2 separate regions of the Homo sapiens genome follow, and region 2 is linked to region 1. Evidence: chromatin loops called from intact Hi-C (ENCODE). Cell type or tissue: dorsolateral prefrontal cortex. All regions are shown on one strand. Links, peaks and the distances in the headings refer to the core of each region. The heading gives the core; the rest is flanking DNA.

Evidence for each region. Hi-C counts contacts between places; a loop is a spot of excess contacts. Peaks named below come from ENCODE experiments on the same cell type or tissue, not always from the same donor. Only the 100,000 strongest peaks of a DNase experiment are listed, where the experiment ranks them.
Region 2: a loop joins it to region 1, with 2.1 times the contacts of the local background. A loop is called at or near these places in 2 of 110 quality-filtered maps.

What each region holds. Positions count from the first base shown.
Region 1 is chr21:36,716,747-36,721,135 of GRCh38, forward strand. It overlaps SIM2 (SIM bHLH transcription factor 2), which reads left to right. Exons shown (of 11, transcript NM_005069.6): 4 at 3,075-3,183. Among named protein-coding and RNA genes, the nearest start is that of SIM2, 20 kb to the left of the region's middle. RefSeq lists an enhancer at 2,766-3,552. In dorsolateral prefrontal cortex, for the core only: a CTCF peak has its summit at 2,585; a DNase peak (open chromatin) is centred at 2,515; H3K27ac peaks cover 1,009 bases; H3K27me3 peaks cover 1,092 bases.
Region 2 is chr21:36,645,712-36,650,100 of GRCh38, forward strand. The region is part of intron 1 of LOC105369308 (a long non-coding RNA gene); the gene reads right to left. Among named protein-coding and RNA genes, the nearest start is that of SIM2, 51 kb to the right of the region's middle. In dorsolateral prefrontal cortex, for the core only: no CTCF peak of the experiment used is centred there; no DNase peak of the experiment used is centred there.

The DNA.
Region 1 (4,389 bases), core at 241-4,240:
AGCTATCCATTTTGTAGTTAGCAGGGTTTTGCAAATACTAAAATATCACATGGAAGGTCTGTTTTAATAAGGCTGATGCATGAGACCCAGGGAGTTTTATAGCGACAACCATAATTTTTTTTTTTTTTGTGAGGTAGTCACATTTCTCTCAGTGTTCAAAAGCGTGGATAGATACGTAAATACAGGAAACACCATGTCAACCATAATTTTGACTTAAGGTCAGGACTGTTTTATCATTCCAAAATTTGTTCTGTAAAGACATTTCCGTTATTTGAAGGCTGTTTCACTTCCTAGACAGCTCTGGAGTTTTCCCGTTCGTTTTGTCACAGACTCGAGCCTTCAGAAAACCAAGCCTTTCATCTGTGCAACCTCACCCTTCTCATTCTTCAAAAGCATGTGTTGAGAACGGGAACTCTGAAAACATAAGAACCTACTCTGGGATTAAAACGCAAATCTAACCCTTAATAAGCACAGATGGAAGGTCTTTCTGCAAGGAGGTAAAGTTGTTTCCCGAAAACACATCAGTTACTTTTTTCCAGAAAAGAACTTCGAGCAAACCAGAATTATTCTTTTTCCCTGAAAACATGGGGAAGGGAGAAACGATAGGCCAATATAACATTTCTCTATTTTGTTATTTTTTCATTTTTAAAATAAACTGTTGAAATTGTGAGTCACTATATATTTTCTTTTCTTTCTTTCTTTTCTTTTTTTTTTTTTTTGAGACAGAGTCTTGCTCTGTCGCCCAGGCTGGAGTGCAGTGGTGCGATGTCGGCTTACTGCAAACTGCGCCTCCCGGGTTCAGACGATTCTCCTGCCTCGGCTTCCCTTGTAGCTGGGATCACAGCCGCATGCCACCACGCCCGGCTAATTTTTGTATTTTTAGTATGACATGATTTCACCACGTTGGCCAGGCTGGTCTTGAACTCCTGACCTCAGGTGATCCGCCTGCCTCGGCCTACCAAAGTGTCAATATATATTTTCTTAAGCCAACTCTCTTAGTTTTTAGCTTCTGCCACTCCGCACCTGGACAGGCCTTCCCAGGGCATAGTCATTGCCACCCTGAGGAAAAAAGGAAATGGTCCTGTCCCAAATGGCTGGCTTACCTGTTGCCAGTTTATTTAAACTTTTTAAGGATTAACAGGAATGACTCGAAAGAAGAATATTTAGTTTTATTATTTTTCTTAAATGAAATCCTGTAATAAACTTTTCAGGGAGGCGAATGTCCGTCTGGGAGATCTGTTGAGAAAGTGCCAGGCTTGGGAAGTGGGTGTTAAGTAGAGGGTAGGGAGGATTCCTCTAATAGGATTCTCTCTGTTGCTCTGTTTGCATAATATTGGAAGGAAACATTCCATGAATAATGTAAAACATAGAACTGTGAGAGCCGTTTTAGGGACAAGATGACTTAGCAGGCCAGAAGTGTAACTTATTCTGAATAAGAAAGCAACTCGCTCTTCTTAACAAATTGGAAGAACTGGCTCAGAGGAGTGCGATAAATCACTTCACCCCTCCACGACCCCTTGGTCCCAAGTAAAAGCTGATGGCCTAGATGCTAATCTGGAACTGCAACTCCCAGAACTTCTCCATTAAGCAGCTGGCTGGGTTGTCCTGTTGCGTGAGGTGGCACCGTCAGGATGGCCACTTTGCAGATAATCATGTTGTCTCTCCTCTGATGGAGAGCCACAGGCTCCCAGCGACACCTGCAGCAAGACACACCTAAAAATAACAAGGGGGTGGCTCGGGACAAGACACACCATGAGCCTCCTTTTGTTATCTTGAGTTACCCTCTCTCCTTCCGGCAGGGTCAAGAAGGAATTCTCCAGACCTACCCAAGATCCTTCGCCACCCAAGGACGGTTTCCCACATGCTTTGAGTTTCTTCTCAGGCTGGGCACTGGGACTCCCCTTGGTGGTGGAGGAAGTCCTACCACTGCCCCTGGGCCTCCCCTGAACAATGCTGGGGTTCACCGACTCACTGTCCTTGTCTGCCACCCTCAGCACTATTGATTATAGCTCTAAAAATAGGATCCACCCACCACTGCTCAGAAGGCTGCTCTGCTAGTCATTTCTAGAACATTCTGTGCCACTGTCCATCTTAAGGTGGGTGGGGGCCCAGGTGTTGAGACTCTATCATATCCTCTCCTGGTGCTTATGTTTGAGAGAACATTCGAAAGATTCTCAAGTTCGGGAATTTGGGCCTCCAGGGACCTCTGTGTAAAAATTGTAACTATGATGGGTATTTTCCTGGGGCCATCCATTCCTGCAAAGTGACATGGATGTGCTGTCCTCTGTGGGCTGTGTCTGGAAATAGGTAGCGTCGGACTGTTGAGGCAGCAACCCCAGGACATAATCCCCATATAACGTGGCTCTCTGGAGCAGGCCCAGACCCTCCCGCAGGGCACGCACAGCCCCAGCCACACCCCTGGGCGGGAGCCACAGAATTAGCACAGTCATCTCGGACTGGGAGGGCCAGAGACTCATTGCTGGTAATGTGAGAGAGGCCTGGCAGCGCCTGAGGGGCACAGCTCAGAGTCGACGAAGAAAGGGCCTTTGTCTGAGTTCATGTCCTCCTCGGGCGCAGTGGCGCCCCTGCCGTGGACGGCTGGTCGGCCTCGGAGTGGACAACACTTCCACAGGGAGCACTATGTGGACAGGACAGCTGGCCTTCTGGCCACCCAGTCCCCTCAGATCGCCAGCAAGGGAAGGACAGAGACCCTGGCCTGGGTCTGTTTCAAGCCCTCTTCTGTATGAAGGATGCTGCCCAGGCCAGCAGCGCCGCCCACCTCTGGTGCCCACCTTTTCCACCCTTTGCTTTCTGGTCCTTCCTGCTAAGGGTTCTCTTGGCTGCAAGCTCAAGCCTCAGTGCCATGGCCTTTTTAGACAGTGTGGGAGACAGTTCAGAGCTCTGAGCTCTGTTGAGAAAAGAAAACTGTTTCTGCGTTTGGCAAAGGTGTGGGTTGTCAGCAGAGATCAAAGTTCTGTTCCTGGCAGGGTGAGCACCTGTGACACACCTTGCCCCTCCCCCTGCGCCAATCCCAGAGAGGCGGTGGCATTTCTGACCCTTCCCTTCCACGGCAGGTGGAGCTCACGGGCAACAGTATTTATGAATACATCCATCCTTCTGACCACGATGAGATGACCGCTGTCCTCACGGCCCACCAGCCGCTGCACCACCACCTGCTCCAAGGTATTCCATCCAGAGGGAAAAAAAAAAACAGACTAAAAGCAAGGCGACATTCTTAAATGGAACTCAGGGCTTTGCTTCCCACATCTGCCAAGTGGCTGGGCATGACTAGGACTGCCCAGCCCAGGTCTCTCCAATACACACACAGCACCCACCACGTGGGGATTTGCATTGATACCTGTGTCTTTTAAGCCAATATTCATCAAGCTCCTATTGTTGGCCAGAACCCGTGTTGAGTGCTAGGTAGAGGACAAAAGTGGTGCAAGCCTGCTCCCCTCGTGCTCTTGGGTCAGAATTCCAGGGATTACAGCATCACGGGTCTAGACCAAGCTTCTCCTTAACCAAGATGCCGTGCCTAAAACTCGGGGGTCGGGGGTGGTCCATGACATTTCATGGGGAAAATTACATATGTGTTTCCTCCAGTTGAAATTTGGCATTTCCTTTGCTTCTGATGATAGATGATAAACCATCTTGGGGTCCCTAGTACCTGTGGCTTTGCCAACAATAGAAATCACAGATGTTTTCCATATCATAGGAAAGTTTTGCAGGTTTAAACATATCGCTTATGCCCACATGCCTACTTCAAAATTTCAGGAGTTCTAAGACCTGCTACTGAATCTTCTTATTTATGTATTAATAAAGCAGCACATTTATATCCGTATCACTGTGTTGAAATATTTTGATAATTATTTTCCAATACAGTTGCTTTTTTGGTAATCTTATATATTTTATTTTATGTATTTAAAAATGTTACTCCAAGTAGGGATCTGTAGGTTTTGTGCTGTGGCACAAATCATTAAGAAGCCCTGGTCATTACACAAATGACTCCTTAAATTTCAATTGTGATGAGTGCTAGGAAGATACAGAAGGACTTATTCCAGGGGCCCTGGCCTTTTAACTCCCTCCAACCATCCAGTGAGGCCAACAGGCCTCTTGACAAATGGGTCTTATGTGTGCTTTGGACTATGGCACCCAGCTTGGCCAGAATACCCCAGTGGAACAAAATGCAAAAGAAGAGGCTTTAAGGGTGATGAGAATGGGGTAGCTGGCTGCAGGAAAAACATGAGTTGCATTCTTATTGCTGTCTTCTGGGGGTTGGTGGGGAGAGGTCATTCTCGGGCTGGGAAGAGAGAATACAAAATAGCACACACAGTTGTAAAATCCCTTGCAGACAGTTCTGTGGCCCGCAAGTTCCAGCTCCAGAAATAG
Region 2 (4,389 bases), core at 229-4,228, 71 kb before region 1:
TGTGTGTGTGTGTAATATCTCTCTGCATATGTGTGTGTGTGTGTATATATATATATATATAGAGAGAGAGAGAGAGAGAGAGAGAGAGAGAGATCATATACATATATAAAAGTATATGATATACATTCTATTGGTTCTATTTCTCTGGAGAACCCTGGCCAATAAATCAGTGCTACTCATTGATCAATGTTTCCTTGTCCTGTATGTTTTAAGGTGTCTTCATTTTCTTTTTATGATCCTGAGTTGGCCACCAACCAACAAAAGTATTCTCCTCCTGAGTGGCACACTAGATATTGTTCTCCTAAAAATTCAGTCGAGATTCCAATATTTGGTCAACCCCACAAAAACACTCATGTTCTAGTTCAGTCAGGATAACAAATGAAACAGTTCCCAACTTACCCAACTTCGATTGTCTGACCGAACTCAGGCTCACATGATATTTATGTCTGAGTGCCCCACAAACACACAACTGAATAAACAGCCAATTCACTTCGAAAAATTCCCATTTGGCCACAATCTTGCAGCTGTCTGTGAACTCTGCCCCGCCTGAAACACACTTTGGTGCTACAAAGAGCATTCTCCTCCCCGGACACCATATCCTGGGAAGCAAGGAATTGTTTGGAGATGCTCCCAGCTGGCCACCCAGTCTCTGTCCTCAGGGATCCAGAAAGCTCTGGAGGCTGCCTGGCCCTCGGCACTGACCTGGAGCAGAATTGGGAAGTAAGTGGATGTGGCTTTTTCTACCCGTGGGCTCCAGGAATCAGCCTTTTCCAGCTCCTGTGGAGTCACCCATGAGATTTCCATTAGGAATACCTTTTTGTTTCTCTTGGGACTACTTGTTGTTGGTTTACTTATTTATTTATTTATTTTCATTTTCCATTTTGGCTTTCACATTGCAAAGAATGGGCCATGTGGCAGGGACACCTCTGCTTTGAGGCCAGCATGGGCACCTTACACCCCCAAGTGGGCTGCAGAGCCTAGCCGGACTGAATCCCATCAGCAGGTTCTTTTACTTCTTCCAAGATGGTAGCACTTCCTGCCTGGCAGGCACTGCTGCTAGTCAGGTTGAGAACGTCCACAACTCGCCATCCCCACGTGTGTGCAGACATGAAATGCCTACGTGGCAAATATCAGGCCTGGCAGAACCAGGCAAATATTGACACAGCCAGGTGAGGGGAAGCATTCATTCTTTCTGTCAGCATTTACAAAGCACCTACTAAGTGTCAGGGCTTGTGCTAGGTGCCAAGCAAAACCAAACAGGGCCACTGCCCTCCTTGTGGGAGGCAGGCACGAATCCTATTTATTTTGGGTCTCAGAGTCCTGGTCCCAGAGCAGAGATTCCATAAACATTTTAAATTGTGTGTGTGAGTGAGAACAGGAGAGGAGAGTGCATGGGAGGGTTCGCACCTGACATGCCCACACTAAAAAGCGGACCTCCACCTTTAGTTCCTCCCTAATGGAGAGCCATCACCGACACTCCATTAGGGAGAAAAAAAACAACTCGTTTTTCTCTTGAGAGTCGGAACAGTATTGGTTTTCAATGTTTCAAACCTATGAACAAATACCCCCATGTGTAAAGTCCCATTTCACTCAAGAATCGTCTGTGTTGATCTCAAACACACATTTATGTTTCTTGGTTGGAAAAGAAGAAAAACACTAAACGAATTTTAGTGACCATTTCTTTAAACCTGAGAGGATGGGGAAGCTCAGCTTTCAGACTGTATCAGCAGGGGATGCGATTCCACACTCGGGTGTCATGTGATAGCATTCACAGAGCACAGGAAATACTTCCGCCCGCCCGTCAGCCGGGACAATGGGACTGAAGGTAGCTGGGGGAGAAGGAGGGGTATGAAGGAAATTTCAAGGAAGACAATGAAAAGTTGAGTAAAATCCTTCATTGTCAAAATGAGATCAAATTAGCAATGGTCTCAAAAGCTGTCCAAAGTGAGGGACCCTCCTTCCCCATCAGAGACTTTCTGTTTAAGGAAGTCCACACCAGCAAGAGTTCCCTAAACAGTGTGTTTTAGGAGTACACCCCAAGAACACTCACTGAATTCCCTTTTCCCTAACCTTCTAGAAGCCTTGCCCCAGTTTTATCCCTGTCCTTACTGTTTGCTTAACCCTGTGGGCCAAAGCTCCACTACAGCCATGGATGACTCACAAGCTCAAAATGCCTTCGTCCTAAGCTTCACTAGCCGCACGACTTTACAATTGTTCCCAACACACTCTGTGTGCTACTGCAGGCGTCTCTGGGAAATATTTATCTGCCCCGTTGCAGTTCCAGGTGCAGGTAGAAGAGAGGACGCGGCTGTTGAGGACACAGCTGTTGAATCCATTCCCACCTTTTGCTGTGTACATAAAATACATAGTGGCAGGGCCATAGGACTTCCTGGGCAAGGTAGACCAAGGTGACAGAGTCCAAGTAACTTTGAAAAAAAAAACAAAAACAAAAAGCCCACACACTCTGCCAGGTGTGGTGGCTCACACCTATAATCCTAGCACTTTGGGAGGCCGAGGTGGGTGGATCACTTGAGGTCAGGAGTTTGAGACCAGCCTGGCCAACATGGTGAAACCCTGTCTCTACTTACTAAAAATACAAAAATTAGCCAGAAATGGTGACAGGTGCCTGTGATCCCAGATACTCGGGAGGCTGAGGCATGAGAATCGCTTGAACCTGGGAGGAGAAGGTTGCAGTGAGCTGAGATTGCACCACTGCATTCCAGCCTGGGCAACAGAGTCAGACACTGTCTCGAAAAAATAAAAATAAAAAAAAAACCTCACACACTCTATATACATACTATAGAATATTACTCAGTCATAAAAAGGAGGCCAGGCATGGTGGCTCATGCCTGTAATCCCAGAACTTTGGGAGGCTGAGGTGGGCAGATCATTTGAGGTAAGGAGTTCAAGACCAGCCTGGCCAACATGTTGAAACCCCGTCTCTACTAAAAATACAAAAAAAATTAGCTGGACGTGGTGGTGCACGACTATAATTTCAGCTATTAGGGAGCCTGAAGCAGGAGAATTGCTGGAACCCAGGAGACGGAAGTTGCAGGGAGCAGAGATTACGCCATTGCACTTCAGCCCTGGGTGACAGAGTGAGACTCTGTCTCAAAAAAAAAAAAAAAAAAAAAAAACACAACTAAAAACCCACATGCTGTATATGCATGTGACAGAATATTACTCAGCCACAAAGAGGAATAGTTCTGGTCACCCTACAGTATGGATAAACCTTGAAGATGTGCTGGGTGAAGGAGGTTAGACACAAAGGACCACACATGACATGATTGTATTTATATGAAATGCCCAGAATAGGCAAATCCAGAGAGACAGAAAGCAGATTGGTGGTTTCCAGGGGCTAGGAGGAGAGAGGAATGGGGTGCAACTGCTTAGTGGATAGAGGGTTTCCTTTTGGGGTGATGAAAGGCTTTTGGAACTAGATAGAGGGAGCGGGTGTAGAAATGCCACTGAATTGTGCACTTTAAAATGGTTGGTTTTATGTTAAGTGAATTTCACTTCAATAAACCCACCCCCACACACACGCACACATGCATGCACACTTATTGCTTACATCCCCAAAAGAGGCCATGATTTTTTTTTTTTTTTTTTGAGACAGAGTCTCGCTCTGTCGCCCAGGCTGGAGTGCAGTGGCGCGATCTCGGCTCACTGCAAGCCCCAAGAGGCCATGATTTTAATCTTTGATTTCACCTGGATACCCCTGGCAAATTGTATTTATATTTTAAAAATAAAACTCCTTGGCTTTAGGGGTGTAGAGGGCCCAATTCCAGAACATTTGGATCTCTCCTCTCCGGAGAAACACCATCAACTCAGGAATAGAGGCGTTGAGGGAAGAACACGCAATGGCCAGGACTTCCCCGCCGGCCCGTGTTCCTGATGCATGGCTGATTTCCCTTTAGCCGAATGCAACGATAACAACAGTGTCCTTGGGAAGCCACCCTCCACCCATTGCCTTCCACATCTGCAATAGGGGTTGAATGACATGGAGTTTCTTGTTTCGGTGCTTGAAGAATGATATGGTATGTCAGATGTCACGGGACATTAAATAAAGCTGCTCAGAGATGGAAATTGTTACCGTATTTATTTGGAAGTACCAGCAGCCACTTAATTGCAATTTGCAGAAACAAGCTATTGGCTGAGAGTTATTTTTATCAGTTGATTCCACGGTGGATTAAGTGTTTCTGCCATTTCCAGGGTGAGCATCAAATGCCACAGGCTAACCTTGGAGGCGGGCATCATCTCCCAGTGAGCCTTGGGGGACTGATGGAATTTGGTGAGGCGCTAAAGCACCGGGCCTGCCCGGGGGGCCTACCTCATCTCACAGCTGGTACACAGATCCCTCCCTGAACATACCCCCAAAGAGGCTCATGG